2 separate regions of the Homo sapiens genome follow, and region 1 is linked to region 2. The links are chromatin loops, found by intact Hi-C in ENCODE. Cell type or tissue: dorsolateral prefrontal cortex. All regions are shown on one strand.

What was found. A loop is a pair of places that touch in the nucleus more often than their neighbours do. Peaks named below come from ENCODE experiments on the same cell type or tissue, not always from the same donor. Only the 100,000 strongest peaks of a DNase experiment are listed, where the experiment ranks them.
Region 1: a loop joins it to region 2, with 8 times the contacts of the local background. A loop is called at or near these places in 26 of 110 quality-filtered maps.

What each region holds. Positions count from the first base shown.
Region 1 is chr22:25,580,205-25,588,204 of GRCh38, reverse strand. The region is part of intron 1 of GRK3 (G protein-coupled receptor kinase 3); the gene reads right to left. Among named protein-coding and RNA genes, the nearest start is that of GRK3-AS1, 19 kb to the right of the region's middle. In dorsolateral prefrontal cortex, no CTCF peak of the experiment used is centred here; no DNase peak of the experiment used is centred here.
Region 2 is chr22:25,280,976-25,288,975 of GRCh38, reverse strand. It overlaps LOC105372969 (a long non-coding RNA gene), which reads left to right and starts at 5,910. Exons shown (of 3, transcript NR_188583.1): 1 at 5,910-5,994; 2 at 6,685-6,923. RefSeq lists enhancers at 5,346-6,278, 6,279-7,213. In dorsolateral prefrontal cortex, no CTCF peak of the experiment used is centred here; no DNase peak of the experiment used is centred here; H3K4me3 peaks cover 477 bases; H3K27me3 peaks cover 5,914 bases.

The DNA of each region.
Region 1 (8,000 bases), 300 kb before region 2:
ACAGACACCAGCTGAATGACAAATAAATTTATGGTGTCCTCGGTTTACCTAATCAAAGAGACTGAACCTTTATACTTGAAACTATCCCTTTAAATTAGTTACAACAGGCAGGGCGTGGTGGCTCACACCTGTAATCCCAGCGCTTTGAGGGGCCGAGGCAGGTGGATCGCTTCAGCTCAGGAGTTTGAGACCAGCCTGGGCAACATGGTGAAACTCCATTGTATTAGTCCATTTTCACACTGCTGGTAAAGACATACCCGAGACTGGGTAATGTATCCAGGAAACAGGGTTTAATTGGACTTATAGTTCCATGTGGCTGGGGAGGCCTCACAATCATGGTGGAAGGCAAAGGGTACGTCTTACATAGCAGCAGGCAAAAGAGAGAATGAGAACCAAGCGAAACGGGTTTCCCCTTATCAAACCATCAGATCTCGTGAGACTTACTCACTGCCACGAGAACAGTGTGGGAGAAACTGCCCCGTGATTCAATTATTTCCCACCAGGTCCCTCCCACCACAGGTGGGAATTATGGGAGTGCAATTCAAGATGAGATTTGGGTGGGGATACAGCCAAACCACATCACCCATCTCTACCAAAACTATAAAAAAATTACCCAGGCATGGTGGTACGTGTCTGTGGTCCCAGCTACTTGGGAGGCTGACGTGGCAGGATTGCTTAAGCCTGGGAGGCAGAGATTGCAGTGAGCCAAGATCGCGCCACTGCACTCCAGCCTGGGTGACAGAGCAAGACTCTGCCTCAAAAAATAAAAAATAAAAATAAAATAAATTAGTTGTAAGAATCATTTCAGAATCCATTTACCTTTTCATCAAAATCCTTTAAATCAGGAATAATACAGAAGAGACTATGTTCTATGGCTGTGGCATTATTAGAGGACAGAGACTAGGGTCAGGAAGCCTCATGCAGGGAGGGTTGCAGCCTCCTTGTTTCCAAGAGTAATTTTTCTAAAATATAAATCGGACCATGTAATCATCTCATTTAAAAGACTGCAAGGGCCACTGGGCACGGTGGCTCACGCCTATAATCCTAGCACTTTGGGAGGCTGAGGCAGGGGGATCACCTGAGGTCAGGAGTTCCAGACCAGCCTGGCTGACATGGTGAAACCCTGTCTCTACTAAAAACACAAAAATTAGCTGTAGCTGGGCGTGGTGGCAGGCACCTGTAATCCCAGCTACTCAGGAGGCTGAGGCAGGAGAATTGCTTGAACATGGGAGGTGGAGGATGTGGTGAGCTGAGATCGTGCCATGCACTCCAGCCTGAATGAGACTCCATCTCAAAAAAAAAAAAAGATTGCAAGGGCCTCTCGCTTTGCCCAACGTCCAAACCCCTTAGTGTACTGCAGGGAGCATTTTCAAGGAGGCTGCCTCAACCAGGTCTTGCTGTTGTCTTTCTCACACTGCAGCCACACTTGATTTTTTCATTTTTCATGAAAGACACAGGCTCTTCCACAGCTCCATCACTCTGTAAATACCATTCCCTCTAATGCCCTTTCCTTTTCACATGAAAATCTCCTACTCATCCTCCATGACCCAGTTCAGGGGTCACCAAGACTATGCAGCCCTCCCCAACTCTGCAGAGGTGAGCCCTCCCACCTCTGTTCCTACTGCTTGCTGTACATCACTGCTATATCATTTCCCACAATGGACTGTCATGATTTTTTTTAATTTATCTTTTAACATTTGTGTGTACACAGTAGGTAGATATATTTACGGGGACATGAAATGTTTTGATATAGACATGCAATGTGAAATAAGCACATCATGAAGAATGGAGTATCCAACCCCTCCAGCATTTCTCCTCTGAGTTACAAATTATCCAATTATACTCTTTATTTTAAAATGTACAATTAAGTTATTATTGACTATAGTCACTCTGTTGTGTTATTGCACAGCAGGTCTTATTCACTCTTTCTAACTGTTAATGATAGAAGTCCCTGTGTCTCCCACCACCCTTGAAGAGACATCAGCAATCATTCTAGTACTCAATCCCCCACCTTCAACACTGTTGCATACCAAAGGACTCAACATGTCACTGTGAAATGTCCACAAAGGAGTGAAAGAGTATCATTTTTCTAAATAAACTACACAATGATATAAGCATATTCATGTCAGTTAATATTTGCTAAGAATCTGTTATGGGTCTGGAAGTATTCTGGTCACAAGAATATAGAAAGATGAGTAAGACTAATTCATTTATACTAAATCTGTACCCACCAACACCGTGGAGCCTTCCCCAACCCTTCAAGAATGGTTTCTACAAGTAAGAGTGTATATAGCAAGATAATTAAAAGGGGGCTCTAGAAAATGTCATGCCCTACCAGAAATGATATTCCTATTTAACCTTAACTTTTTTCAGATTCTACACCCTTGAAGTTGCTATAACCTTTATGTGATGACCCAGGATTGCAACTGACATCACTGGAATACGTTTTGGCTGAAAACGCTTTTCTGCCTCTAAGTTTGCACCAAGGGAGCCCAAACAAATGAAAAAGTCACCCACAGCAGTGTTTCCACTCCTAAACAACTCATAAATGACAGTGGAACAAAGAGCAACAACTTTATGATTAATATAAACTAAAAGCTTAGTAAATGTAAACTTTAAAACTTTGTAATTAACGTAAACTAAAGCCTCTCCCAAGTCTTTGCATCTAGCTCATAGCTTGCCTGTGTGTGTATGTGTATAATTATCTCACATGACATATATATGAGGTCAGTTGAACTCTGTTCAGCTTTAGAATTGATAATTGGTAATTGATAATAAATAGTTTTAATTAATGGATAGCATGGTAACCATTACATTCTACCTATCAGTAACAGAAACCTTCCCACCTCAAAAATGAGCAGGGCAGATGGCCAACCAGATTCACATCACATTTCCCAACCTCTATTGCGGTTACATAGTCACAGGTCCTAGCACACGCCAATGGAATGTGAGTGAAACATGCTACTTCCACTTCACTTCCTTAAAAGGAACTTGTGCACCCCACTTCCTCCTGAGTGGGAAACACCCATAACACGAGGCTTGGCCGAGAGGTGAAGGCCCTATAGCGAGGCAGGCAGAGCTGTTCTACAAGCCCAGGATGAGGGAAAGCTGTGGGCTGCAAAACCCAGTCCCCTCCCTAGTCAGTTCTGAATAACTCCAGGCCAGTGGTTCTCCACTTTACCTAGACTTTAGGATTACCTGGGAAGAATTCTAAAAAGCTTGGTGACTGGGCCTCTCCAGGGAGAGTCTGATGTAAATGGTCTGTGGTGTGGCCTGGACGTGGGGGCCATCTCATTTTGGGGTCTCTTGGTTACAACAGCTTAAGCCATGTTTTCATTAATAAAGACGGCCTTTCCATTCAAGTGACCGGGCACAGGGTTTCCCTGTATCTAAGTTTCTCAAATCATCTTGACTAAAAAAAGAAATACAAGGCCAGTGGATACCTGAACCTGCAGATAGTATAAGAATCCTATATTTACTGTTTTTTCCTATACATACACATCTATGATAAAGTTAAATTTATCAGTTAGGCACAGTAAGGGATCAACAATAACTGCTAATAGAACAATTATAACAATATACTCTTCACAATTTCATGGATAGAACATTCTTACTTCTTAGAAACCTCCGCATATGATTTATTCTGTTCTCTTACATTGAGAATGTTCACCTTTTCACTGAGGCAGCACTTTGCAGCTTCCCTTTGGCATATCTGAACTGCCAGCATCGCTACTCACACACTTTGGGGCCATCATTCAATAAAATAAGGGTTACAAAGGATCTGATACCTAAGCCAGGTACTAAGGGACCCACAGGGCAGTAGCATCTACACTGAGGATTCCTTGAACAAAGGAATCACGTTCCAGACAGAATGGTGCAAGATTTCATCTTTCTAGTCAAAATGGCATGCAAGTTAAAACTTAGCAATTATCTATTTCTGGAATTTTCCATGTAACATTTTCAGGCCTCAATTGACTCCAGACAACTGAAACTGCTGAAAGCAAAACCACAGATAATGGGGGAACCACCACATGGCTAAAGCAGAGCTTTCAAAGCCACTTTTCAAAACAAATCAAAGTCTTCCAGAAAAAGTACTCCCAAAGATTTTAGGCATTTACTCCCACTTCCCTACTTCTGCCCCCAGTTGATTCTAGTTTCATATTTGCATATTTCCTTACTCATTAATAAATCATTAGCTTTTCTCTAGTATTTTTCTCACATAAGCTGCCGTAGCATTGTTTAGAGAAAACTATTTTTCATAGTTTATAAAAGCTATAGTGCCAAATCTGTCCAAATTTGGGGTTGAAATATGATGTTATAACCTATACAATATTTCTGCACATTCAAATGAATTCAAGAATTTCTGATCTCGCACCATTTGAAGAATCAAATCTTTGCCACAGCTGTCTCTAACGAGTCAAATACTTGGTATATTAGCTATGTCTAATATAGGCTATTAAATACATAGACTCATTGGGAGGAAAAGGAAAAGACAACTCATCTGTTCATTCACCCATTCGCTCATTCAAAAGATAGGTGCTGCATCCTTACCCTGAGCCAGACACTGAGTCTGACCCTCAGAATACACAGTGAACCCCACTCATCCCCTGCCTTCAAGGAGCCCATGTCCAGAGGGGGTGACAGGAGAGGACACAGACAGTCTAAACAGTGTGACTGCAGGGTGCCCCAGAACCCAGGTCACTACAGCTCAATGACAGAATCTAAGGGACCGTGGGCAAGGCTGATCCTTCCAAGGGGAAGGACTGTGTAAGTCCTGTTAGCCTGCCCCAAATAACCTAATGGAACAGACAATGGATGACAGTAACTAAGAAAAAAAAAAAAAAAAAGTACACAGAAAAACGCCAGGCCACAAATAGCCTCCACTTTTGGACTGACTTATTTTTGTAGCCATGTGAGAAGAATTCCTAAATTACCACCTATGAAATTAACGTCCATCTTTCTGTGGCATTTTTAAAGCAAGCTCTTCCTTCCCAATGACTAACGGATGAAATTACCACTAGCAAACAGGCGACTCATTTGATACAAATTGCCTTACTTCCTGGACACCCAAACACAGTTCAGGCCTCCTACCCCCTCTCTTCCCTAGGACAAGAGCCAGTTAGGAATTTTAGTAAGTATGCGCTATCTAAGCAGATAGACTTACAAACTAAAACATGCTCCACAGAAGGTCATGCAATGTAATTTTTCCTCCTGTCTTTTAATTTGGATTCTGAGATCTCTGTCACATGCCAACTTTTCATTCATGTCCTCGTATCCATTCATCTCCTCCTTTGTGGTTTCCAGGTTTGGGGTTTGCTTAGGAAAGCCCAGAGTATCTGTACTCCACAATAAGAATATATTCCTTTTTTGTATTTTTAGCTTTTTTATTATCTCATTAAATACCCTGGAATTTATTTTTGTGTATAATGTGGAGGAATTATGGCTTTATTTGATAGACAGCTACCACACATCACTCTTCCTCCTCCACTCGAAATGCCACCTGTATTTAACATAAACCAAACTGATATGTGTACACATCTATACATGAATATTTACACTGTTTTAGTTGCTAGAGGAATGTTTTATATTAGAGCAAATCTCCATTGTTTTACTTTTCCAAAATTATATTGGTTATTTTTGCCCATTTTTTCTTCAGATGAATGAGCACTGGCTTGTGAGTTTCTCTAAAATTCTCATTTGGAATGATTCTCATTTGAATTTTGGTCTTGAATTTACAGATTAATTTGTGGAGACCTGACATCTTCACAATGTCGAGTTTTCCTGTCTAGAAATATGTTACAGCTCTCAATTTACTCAGATTTTTTAAAATTTTTCTCTTAATAAACTTTTTTTCTTCACACTGGTCCTGTTGGTAATTACTTAGTGAGGCCCGGTTTAGAGCAACACACTCTTTTTTTTTTTTGAGACAGGGTATTGCTCTGTCACCTGGACTGGAGTGCAGTGGCACAATCTCATCTCGGCTCACTGCAACCTCCGCTACCTGGGTTTAAGTGATTCTCCTGCCTCAGCCTCCTGAGTAGCTGGGATTACAGGTGCCCACCACCACGCCTGGCTAATTTTTGTATTTTTAGTAGCGACGAGGATTCACCATGTCGGCCAGGCTGGTCTCGAACTCCTGACCTCAGGTGATCCACCCGCCTCGGCCTCCCAAAGTGCTGGGATTACAGGCCACCGCGCCCAGCCATGAAACACTTATTTATTTTAAAATGATTATTCTGAAATGTTTTCACAAATTAATATTCAAGTAATTTAAAAATAGAAAGCTGTTAACATAATTTTAATAAGAGAGACTTACATTGCAAGGTTTCATTAGGCATGGATAGTATGCTTAGAGGGTAGATTATCTTAAAGAGCATGGGTTACTTTTTTTTTTTTCTGCTAAATTTAAACATCAGAGCCGTGATTTAATAGATACCCATGATCTGAATAAGTCAGTGAAGTCTTTTGCACTCAGGAAGTAAACAGATCATCGTTTTCTAAAGTATGATCTCTTACTGTGCTTTCTCCTTTCAATAGCCTTCTTACATTTTTTTTTTCTCATCCTTCTATAGCAAGCCTTCAGGTCAAGAAGTTGTAAATCTGTCCACTCTGGTTGGATTAGTCGGGACTCTTAGGTTGCAAACGAGCCTCTTAAAACTCTACCCGCATCTTTGTAATCAGTGTCACAGAGCCTCTTTTTGAGTCATCTAATGCAGTTTCCAAAAAACACATCATCCTCCCGTCAATCTAAGTTGTTTGAGATGCAGTACACTTGCATCTTGCATCTGTGTATGATGCTGTCATAGAAATTATATAGTACATCTTAAGTCACCAGTGCTATTACACATGACATTGGGAAAACTGAGGCTTCCATTAGCCCTGCAGGGACACAGTTGTGATATTCACACCTAGCCATCTTCTCTACTGTTTTGAAAAATTATTGCAAAAGTTTTCAAACATGCAAAAGGATATAATATAGTGAACACCTAGACCCATCACTCAGCACCTCATTGGAAGTTACCAAGATTGTAATCTGCTACTTTTCCCTACCCCACCCTCCATTTTTTTTCTTTTACTTTTCTCTTTTTTTGAGACAGAGTCTCACTCTGTTGCTCAAATTAGAGTGCAGGAGTGCAATCTCAGCTCACTTCAGCCTCACTCTCCTGGGTTCAAGTGATCCTCCCACCCCAGCCTCCCAAGTAGCTAGGACTACAGGTGTGTGCCACCATGCCCAACTAATTTTTGTAGAGATGAGGTTTTGGTGTGTTGCCCAAGCTGGTCTCGAACTCCTGGTTCAACTGATCCGCCTGCCTCGGCCACCCAAAGTGCTGGAATTACAGGCATGAGCCACTCCACTCGACTTATCCCACCTTTATTTTTTAAAGCATTTTAAAACAAATCTCAGCCAGGCACAGTGGCTCATCTGAGGATCACCTGAGGTCAGGAGTTCAAGACCATCCAGGCCAACATGGTGAAACCCCGCCTCTACTAAATACAAAAAATTAGCTGTGGGCATGGTGGCAGTCGCCTGTAATCCCAGCTAGTTGGGAGGCTGAGGCAGGAGAATTGCTTGAACTCAGGAGGCGGAGGTTGCAGTGAGCCGAGATTGTGCCGTTGCACTCCAGCCTGGGCAACAAGAGCAAAACTCCATCCCAATCAATCAATCAATCAATAACAAATCTCAGACCACATGTCGTTTTAGCCTATTTCAGTTTGCATTTCTAAAAATTATGGATAATTTTCTCATATAAACACAGTCTATTATCACTTCCCAACTCCCCCTTCAAATTGATAATTCCTGAAGATCCAATGCCCAGTCTCTAACCACATTTCCATGACTCAAGTGTCTTTTGTATAGCTGGTGGGTTTCAATCTGGATCTAACCAAGATCCACACATTCATCTGATAGCGCCATCTCTTAAATCTCTTCTGGGATTTAAGGCAGACAGGGAGAGTACCTGACTGTCCCCACCCCTGACCTTTATCTGCAGTGACCCCCT
Region 2 (8,000 bases):
TGTGTATAATTATCTCACATGACATAATTATATATATGAGGTCAGTTGAACTCTGTTCAGCTTTAGAATTGATAATTGGTAATTGATAATAAGTAGTTTTAATTAATGGATAGCACGGTAACCATTACACTCTTCTACCTATCAGTAACAGAAACCTTCCCACCTCAAAAATGAGCAGGGCAGATGGCCAACCAGATTCACATCACATTTCCCAACCTCTATTGCGGTTACATAGTCACAGGTCCTAGCACCCACCAATGGAATGTGAGTGAAACATGCTACTTCCACTTCACTTCCTTAAAAGGAACTTGTGCACTCCACTTCCTCCTGGGAAACACCCATAACACGAGGCTTGGCCGAGAGGTGAAGGCCCTATAGCGAGGCAGGCAGAGCTGTTCTACAAGCCCAGGATGAGGGAAAGCTGTGGGCTGCAAAACCCAGTCCCCTCCCTAGTCAGTTCTGAATAACTCCAGGCCAGTGGTTCTCCACTTTACCTAGACTTTAGGATTACCTGGGAAGAATTCTAAAAAGCTTGGTGCCTGGGCCTCTTCAGGGAGTCTGATGTAATTGGTCTGTGGTGTGGCCTGGGCTTGGGGGCCATCTCATTTTGGGGTCTCTTGGTTACAACAGCTTAAGCCATGTTTTCATTAATAAAGATGGCCTTTCCATTCAAGTGACCGGGCACAGGGTTTTCCTGTATCTAAGTTTTTCAAATCATCTTGACTAAAAAAAGAAATACAAGGCCAGTAGATGCCTGCACCTGCAAATAGTACTGAATCCTATATCCACCATTTTTTCCTATACATACACATCTATGATAAAGTTAAATTTATCAGTTAGGCACAGTAAGGAATCAATAACTGCTAATAAAATAGAACAATTATAACAATATACTCTTCACAATTTCATGGATAGAAGATTCATTCTTACTTCTTAGAAACCGCCGCATATGATTTATTCTGTTCTCTTACATTGAGAATGTTCACCTTTTCACTGAGGCAGTGCTTTGCAGCTTCCCTTTGGCATATCTGAACTGCCAGCATTGTTACTCAAGCACTTTGGGGCCATCATTCAATAAAATAAGGGTTACAAAGGATCTGATACCTAAGCCAGGTACTAAGGGACCCACAGGGCAGTAGCATCTACACTGAGGATTCCTTGAACAAAGGAATCACGTTCCAGACAGAATGGTGCAAGATTTCATCTTCCTAGTCAAAATGGCATGCAAGTTAAAACTTAGCAATTATCTATTTCTGGAATTTTCCATGTAATATTTTCAGGCCTCGATTGACTCCGGACAACTGAAACTGCTGAAAGCAAAACTACAGATATGGGGGAACTACCACATGGCTAAAGCAGAGCTTTCAAAGCCACTTTTCAAAACAAATCAAAGTCTTCCAGAAAAAGTACTCCCAAAGATTTTAGGCATTTACTCCCACCTCCCTACTGCTGCCCCCAGTCGATTCTAGTTTCATATTTGCATATTTCCTTACTCATTAATAAATCATTAGCTTTTCTCTAGTATTTTTCTCACATAAGCTGCCGTAGCATTGTTTAGAGAAAACTATTTTTCATAGTTTATAAAAGCTATAGTGCCAAATCTGTCCAAATTTGGGGTTGAAATATGATGTTATAACCTATACAATATTTTTGCACATTCAAATGAATTCAAGAATTTCTGATCTCACGCCATTTGAAGAACCAAATCTTTGCCACAGCTCTCTCTAAAGAGTCAAATACTTGGTATATTAGCTATGTCTAATACAGGCTATTAAATACATAGACTCATTGGGAAGAAAAGGAAAAGACAATCCATCTGTTTATTCACCCATTCGCTCATTCAAAAGATAGATGCTGCATCCTTACCCTGAGCCAGACACTGAATCTGACCCTCAGAATACACAGTGAACCCCACTCATCCCCTGCCTTCAAGGAGCCCATGTCCAGAGGGGTTGTTAGGAGAGGACACAGACAGTCCCAACACAGTGTGACGGGTCAGCCTCCACAGGGGCAACTGCAGGGTGCCCCAGAACCCAGGTCACTACAGCTCAACGACAGAATCTAAGGGACCACGGGCAAGGCTGAAGTGAGAGAAACCAAGGGGACCTCTCAGGAAGGATCGTGTAAGTCCTGTTAGCCTGCCCCAAATAACCTAATGGAACGACAATGGATGACAGTAACAAAGAAAAAAGTACACAAAAATACTTAGTGAGGCCTGTTTTAGAGCAACACACTTTTTTTTTTTTTTTTTTTTTTGAGATGGAGTCTCGCTCTGTTGGCCAGGCTGGAGTGCAGGGGCACAATCTTGGCTCACTGCAAGCTCCACCTCCCAGGTTCACGCCATTCTCCTGCCTCAGCCTCCCAAGTAGCTGGGACTACAGGCACCCACCACCACACCCAGCTAATTTTTTGTATTTTTAGTAGAGACGGGGTTTCACCGTGGTAGCCAGGATGGTCTTGATCTCCTGACCTCGTGATCCACCTGCCTCGGCCTCCCAAAGTGCTGGGATTACAGGCATGAACCACAGGGCCCGGCCTTTTTTTTTTTTTTTTTTTTTTCCTGAGACAGAGTCTCGCTCTGTCGCCCAGACTGGAGTGCAGTGGTGTGATCTCGGCTCTTTGCAACCTCTGCCTCCAGGGTTCAAGTGATTCTCCTGCCTTAGCCTCCTGAGTAGCTGGGATTACAGGTGCCCACCACCACACCTGGCTAATTTTTATATTTTTAGTAGAGACAGGGATTCACCATGTCGGCCAGGCTGGTCTCGAACTCCTGACCTCAGGTGATCCACCCGCCTCGGCCTCCCAAAGTGCTGGGATTACAGGCATGATAAGCCACCGCACCCGGCCATGAAACATTTTAAAATGATTATTTTGAAATATTTTCACAAATTAATATTCAAGTAATTAAAAAATAGCTGTTAACATAATTTTAATAAGAGAGACTTACATTGCAAGGTTTCCTTAGGCATGGATAGTATGCTTAGAGGGTAGATTATTTTAAAGACCATGGGTTACTTTTTTTTTTCTGCTAAATTTAAACATCAGAGCCGCGATTTAATAGATACCCATGATCTGAATGAAGTCAGTGAAGTCTTTTGCACTCAGGAAGTAAACAGATCATCGTTTTCTGAAGTATGATCTCTTACTGTGCTTTCTACTTTCAATAGCCTTCTTGCATTTTTTTTTTTTCTCATCCTTCTACAGCAAGCCTTCAGGTCAAGAAGTTGTAAATCTGTCCACTCTGGTTGGATTAGTCGGGACTCTTAGGTTGCAAACGAGCCTCTTAAAACTCTACCCGCATCTTTGTAATCAGTGTCACAGAGCCTCTTTTTGAGTCATCTAATGCAGTTTCCAAAAAACACATCATCCTCCCATCAATCTAAGTTGTTTGAGATGCAGTACACTTGCATCTTGCATCTGTGTATGATGCTGTCATAGAAATTATATAGTACATCTTAAGTCACCAGTGCTATTACACATGACATTGGGAAAACTGAGGCTTCCATTAGCCCTGCAGGGACACAGCTGTGATCTTCACACCTGGCCATCTTCTCTACTGTTTTGAAAAATTATTGCAAAAGTTTTCAAACATGCAAAAGGATATAATGTAGTGAACACCTAGACCCATCACTCAGCACCTCATTGGAAGTTACCAAGATTGTAATCTGCTACTTTTCCCTACCCCGCCCTCCATTTTTTTTTCTTTTTCGTTTTGAGGCAGAGTCACGGTGTTGCTGAGATTAGAGTACAGTAGTGCCATCTCAGCTCACTGCGGCCTCACTCTCCTGGACTCAAGTGATCCTCCCACCTCAGCCTCCCAAGCAGCTAGGACTACAGGTGTGTGCCACTCTGCTCAACTAATTTTTCTAATTTTCATAGATATGAGGTTTTGGTGTGTTGCCCAAGCTGGTCTCAACTGATCTGCTCGCCTCGGCCTCCCAAAGTGCTGGAACTACAGGCATGAGCCACTATCACCACTTATCCCACCTCCAGTTTTTAAAGCATTTTAAAACAAATCTCAGTTGGGCACGGTGGCTCGCGTCTGTAATCCCAGCACTCTGGGAGGCTGAGGTGGGTGAATCACCTGAGATCGGGAGTTCGAGACCAGCCTGGCCAATATGGTGAAACCCCCGCCTCGACTAAATACAAAAAACTACACCCCCCAAAAATAACTGCCCATGAGTTGAGATTCATCAATTTTATATCTAGAAACCCTACAATATTTAGGACTCCCTGACTTTGGGTGGTGGTGGTGGGGGACACTAGGAAAGGCAAGAGAAAAAGGAATTAAGCCTTTTTCTACCACATTTATAGAAATATACAGTTTCTTCGGTGAAATTTAGGTTTGATATAGGAGTTCTTGTTCTCTAAGTTTCCCATTTGCTGGAAATTTTAAGCAGCATTGATTTTTTTCAATTAGCTTCAGATATGCTACACTCTGGAATAGGGATGTTAAACTCATGACATTGAAGAAAGGTTTGCACTTTTCCCTCATTTTCACTACTTGGCATTGCCTATCAAAGAGTAGCACATCCTGCAAAACCAACAAGAGGCATGGGCTAAGGAGAAAAGCAAGCCCAAAATATCTAGCAAGCATGTCTTCATTTGCACAATTTAGCTTTTCAAAAATAACAAGGGGACTGGTATTTTCTGTATCATAGGGCTCATAGATGGACTTGTAAAAAAAATCATGTGATGATCACTTAGCATTAGGTAACATTTAAGCAATCTTGGGCGCCTAACGCTTGAAGGCCTGATGATTTCAAATGGACAATAACTTTGGTTTAGATTCCAATATTTTATAGAATTGCATGGTTTCAAATTCACCATAAACAAGATGCCTCTTTTGAGCATCAAATTCCAAGAGCTATTTAGCATCAAGGAATCACATTAGCTGTACAACTCATGATGGTGTTAATTAGGAAAGGAGCTAGAGAAAAAAAAAAAAACCATCACTGAAGCTTTAATACACTATTTAAAACTCACTACTAACCTGAAGAACTATTTTTTCTGGGGAAGTGCTAATGATATGAACTAGCAAAAAATTTTACTAGTTCCTTAATTATAAATCATCTGAGAGAAAATTGCAACTTGGTATGGACCTCACCAAACCCCTCGCCAATTCAATCGGGCCCTCCTTTGATAATTTAACAACAAATTCCTGTCTGGAATCATCCATTCAAGTGCCTTTTTAAATGAATCCCATTTCAATTTTTTAATAAAGTGCCACCAGTAGATCTGCAAGTTGAGAAAAGCAGCTCAGGTGACACACGTGGCACCAAAAAGATTATTGAGTGGGTCAAAAATCCTGCCTGGGCACAAAATAGAAGAAGAGCCTAAGAAGGTGACTAGACTTAGGGACTTCAAGAAGAACAAGCACTGAAAACAGCAGTTTAACTACCTCGGACAGTAAGCAACAAGCCTGCAGTCCCCAGATAAGCGGCCCAGAGGGAGCTGAGGGGATGGAGTTGGAAAGGGGGACCACAGAGCCGGGGAAGAAGCAGCGACCAAGAAGGAGCGCAAAGGAGTGACAGGCAACGAGCCCACAGGGACCACACCAATGCAACAGGAAGAACCACGGGGATGGGACAGGACAGGACAGGGCCGGGGGGAGGGGGCGACAGGGATGGAGCTGGTCCAGCCAAGTCATAACCAGCCCCTCCCTGGGGCGCTCGCTGCGCGCAGGGCGCCGCGCTGGGCACTTTGGAGCGCTCTCTCCCGGAGTCCCCCCCACCGGCCATCCGATGCCCCATTTCAGAGACTGGAACGGGGAGGCCGGCCCCGCATCGCCAGTTCCGCGGTGTCACCCGCACCCAGGACAGCGACGACTCAATGCCCGACCCTCCCGGACGCAGGAGGTCGCTGACGGCCGCTTGGGGACGGCGGCGTGGGGACCAGCGCGGGCCGGGGCAGCTGGTACCTGGGATCGGGCAGGACGGTCCTCTTGCTGGCGCGGGCGGCCGGAGTCGCCTTGCTCTTCTCCATGGCCATCAGGTAACTGGCATCTGCCAGCACAGCCTCCGGGTCCGCCACGTTGGCGAGTTTTGGCGGCGGCGGCGGTTACTCGGACCCGGATGGGACGCGCTGCCGCCACCGCCGCCGCCGCCGCCAGCTGAGCCCCGACCTGGTGGGACTGGGGCAGCCCCAGGGCAGCCCCTGCTCGGCGCGCCCCACCAGCGCCCTGCAAGCGCCGCAGGCTGTAGCCCGCCGGGGTCGCAGTGCGCCTTCCGCTCCGCCGCCTCGCGCGCCGCCCCCCAGCTCATTCCGCGAGGGTCTGCGGGGAGCTCGCGGCCCGACGGTCGGTGCACCTCAGCGCACAGTCCCAGCGGCCAGGCTTGTCCCGCGCCTCTCGACCAAGTCTCTACGGTAGCCCTCCCTCCCTTCGGGGTGGCCACAAGGGACTCCTCCTCCTCCTCTTCTTCCTCCCCCACCTCTCCTTCGGCCTCCGCCTACTCCTTCTCCTCCTCGTTCGCTGCTCCGACCTCCTGCCCCCAGCTCCATGCGTTCTCATGCCCGCCCAGCTCATCCAGAGAAGCCCTGGGCCCCGTGCCCACTACTCAAGGGGCATCGGGGAGGCCTCTGCTACCTGGACACAGTAGTTCTCAAACGGGACAGCATCAATCAGCATCCTCCAGGAGGTCTGGGATGACCCCGGAAATGCATGTGTCCCACCTGTCCCCGCAGGTAATGATGAAGCCCCTGCTCTGGTCCAAGCTACCTGTGAACAGCGCCCAGCGGGCCGGGCCCCCAACCTCGCTCCTGAACGTACCCGCAAGCCCGCCGTGAGAATTCAGCGAAGAGTAAAGGCTGGAGAAAGTTGCGTGTCTCAGGCTAAGCAGAGCAAAGTGGGGTGAGGGCTTCGCCGCTAGGAACAGAGATGCCCTTAGGGAGCCCCCTGATGGAAGAGCTCTCTGCTTAAGAAGGTCAGCACGCCCTTACACTCAGGTGAGAGGTTTTAGTTTGGGTGTTGAAATAGAAGGAGAGAGAGTATTCCTGCCCTTAGGGTTTTACGGTCAATACAAGAGACAATTAGGGAGCATCTGCTGCGAGCACGCTCGCACCACGAGGGTGATTTAGGGAAGTGGAAAAGCAAGATACAGCCCAAACACCGAAGCTGGGGGGTAATTTCCAGCTTCCCAATCTTCCGTCTCGGTGTCTTTCATCATCACACCACTCCGCTGCCTGGGGTTTTCAGTTGCTTCTAATTTTTCTACAGTTTGCACACAAGTCCGCATTCAGTATTCATGTGACACTCAGGCTGGAGTGGTGGTAAGGGACACGCAGGCAGTCTTAGGAAGACTTAACCTGGAAATTGATGTTTTAAAATCCCTTTCATTCACCTGAATTGGTCACGTGTTCCCATGAGCCTAGACGTTGCTAGAATTGGAGTAAATGTTCTGTCTAAACTTACAGGGTTAATGGGACCCACCAGATACAGTTAAGGTCAAATTTCAGATATTTCATGTAATGTCATTGCAGAAGCAGCCTGATTCCATCATCAAGTAGCCTGATGCCCTCTTTTATTTTCTGTCCCCACCCCCACCCCCCTCAATCTGATTCCCTGCTATGCCTGCCGTCACCATTGGCCAGTTTTACCACGTTTTTCAAGATCCAAGGCACAATAGGCATAAAGTTATCCTGAAAAGGACAAGAGGAGTGTCAGAAGTAGGAATGGCAGTCGAAGGAGCTTCGTCTGGCAGCAGAAAGCCAAAATGACAGGCAAGCACAAAATATATTAATGAGACAAAGCTATGCATGAGCGAAATATCAAACTTTCATCTTCTACCCACTTTTTTTTTTTTTTGCTTAAAAATAGGAAGACAGAATGTCTTGTCAAGGGTCACCCCAGGAGGAGGAGTAAATTCTCCAAAAATCAGAACATATTTTTATGATTTAATTAATGCAATTTCTCTCAATGTTTCTGTTTGTCATTTGAGCATCCACATGATCAGACCTGACATCTGCCTACATTTTATTGGTCATCTTTGACTTCAGTTAAG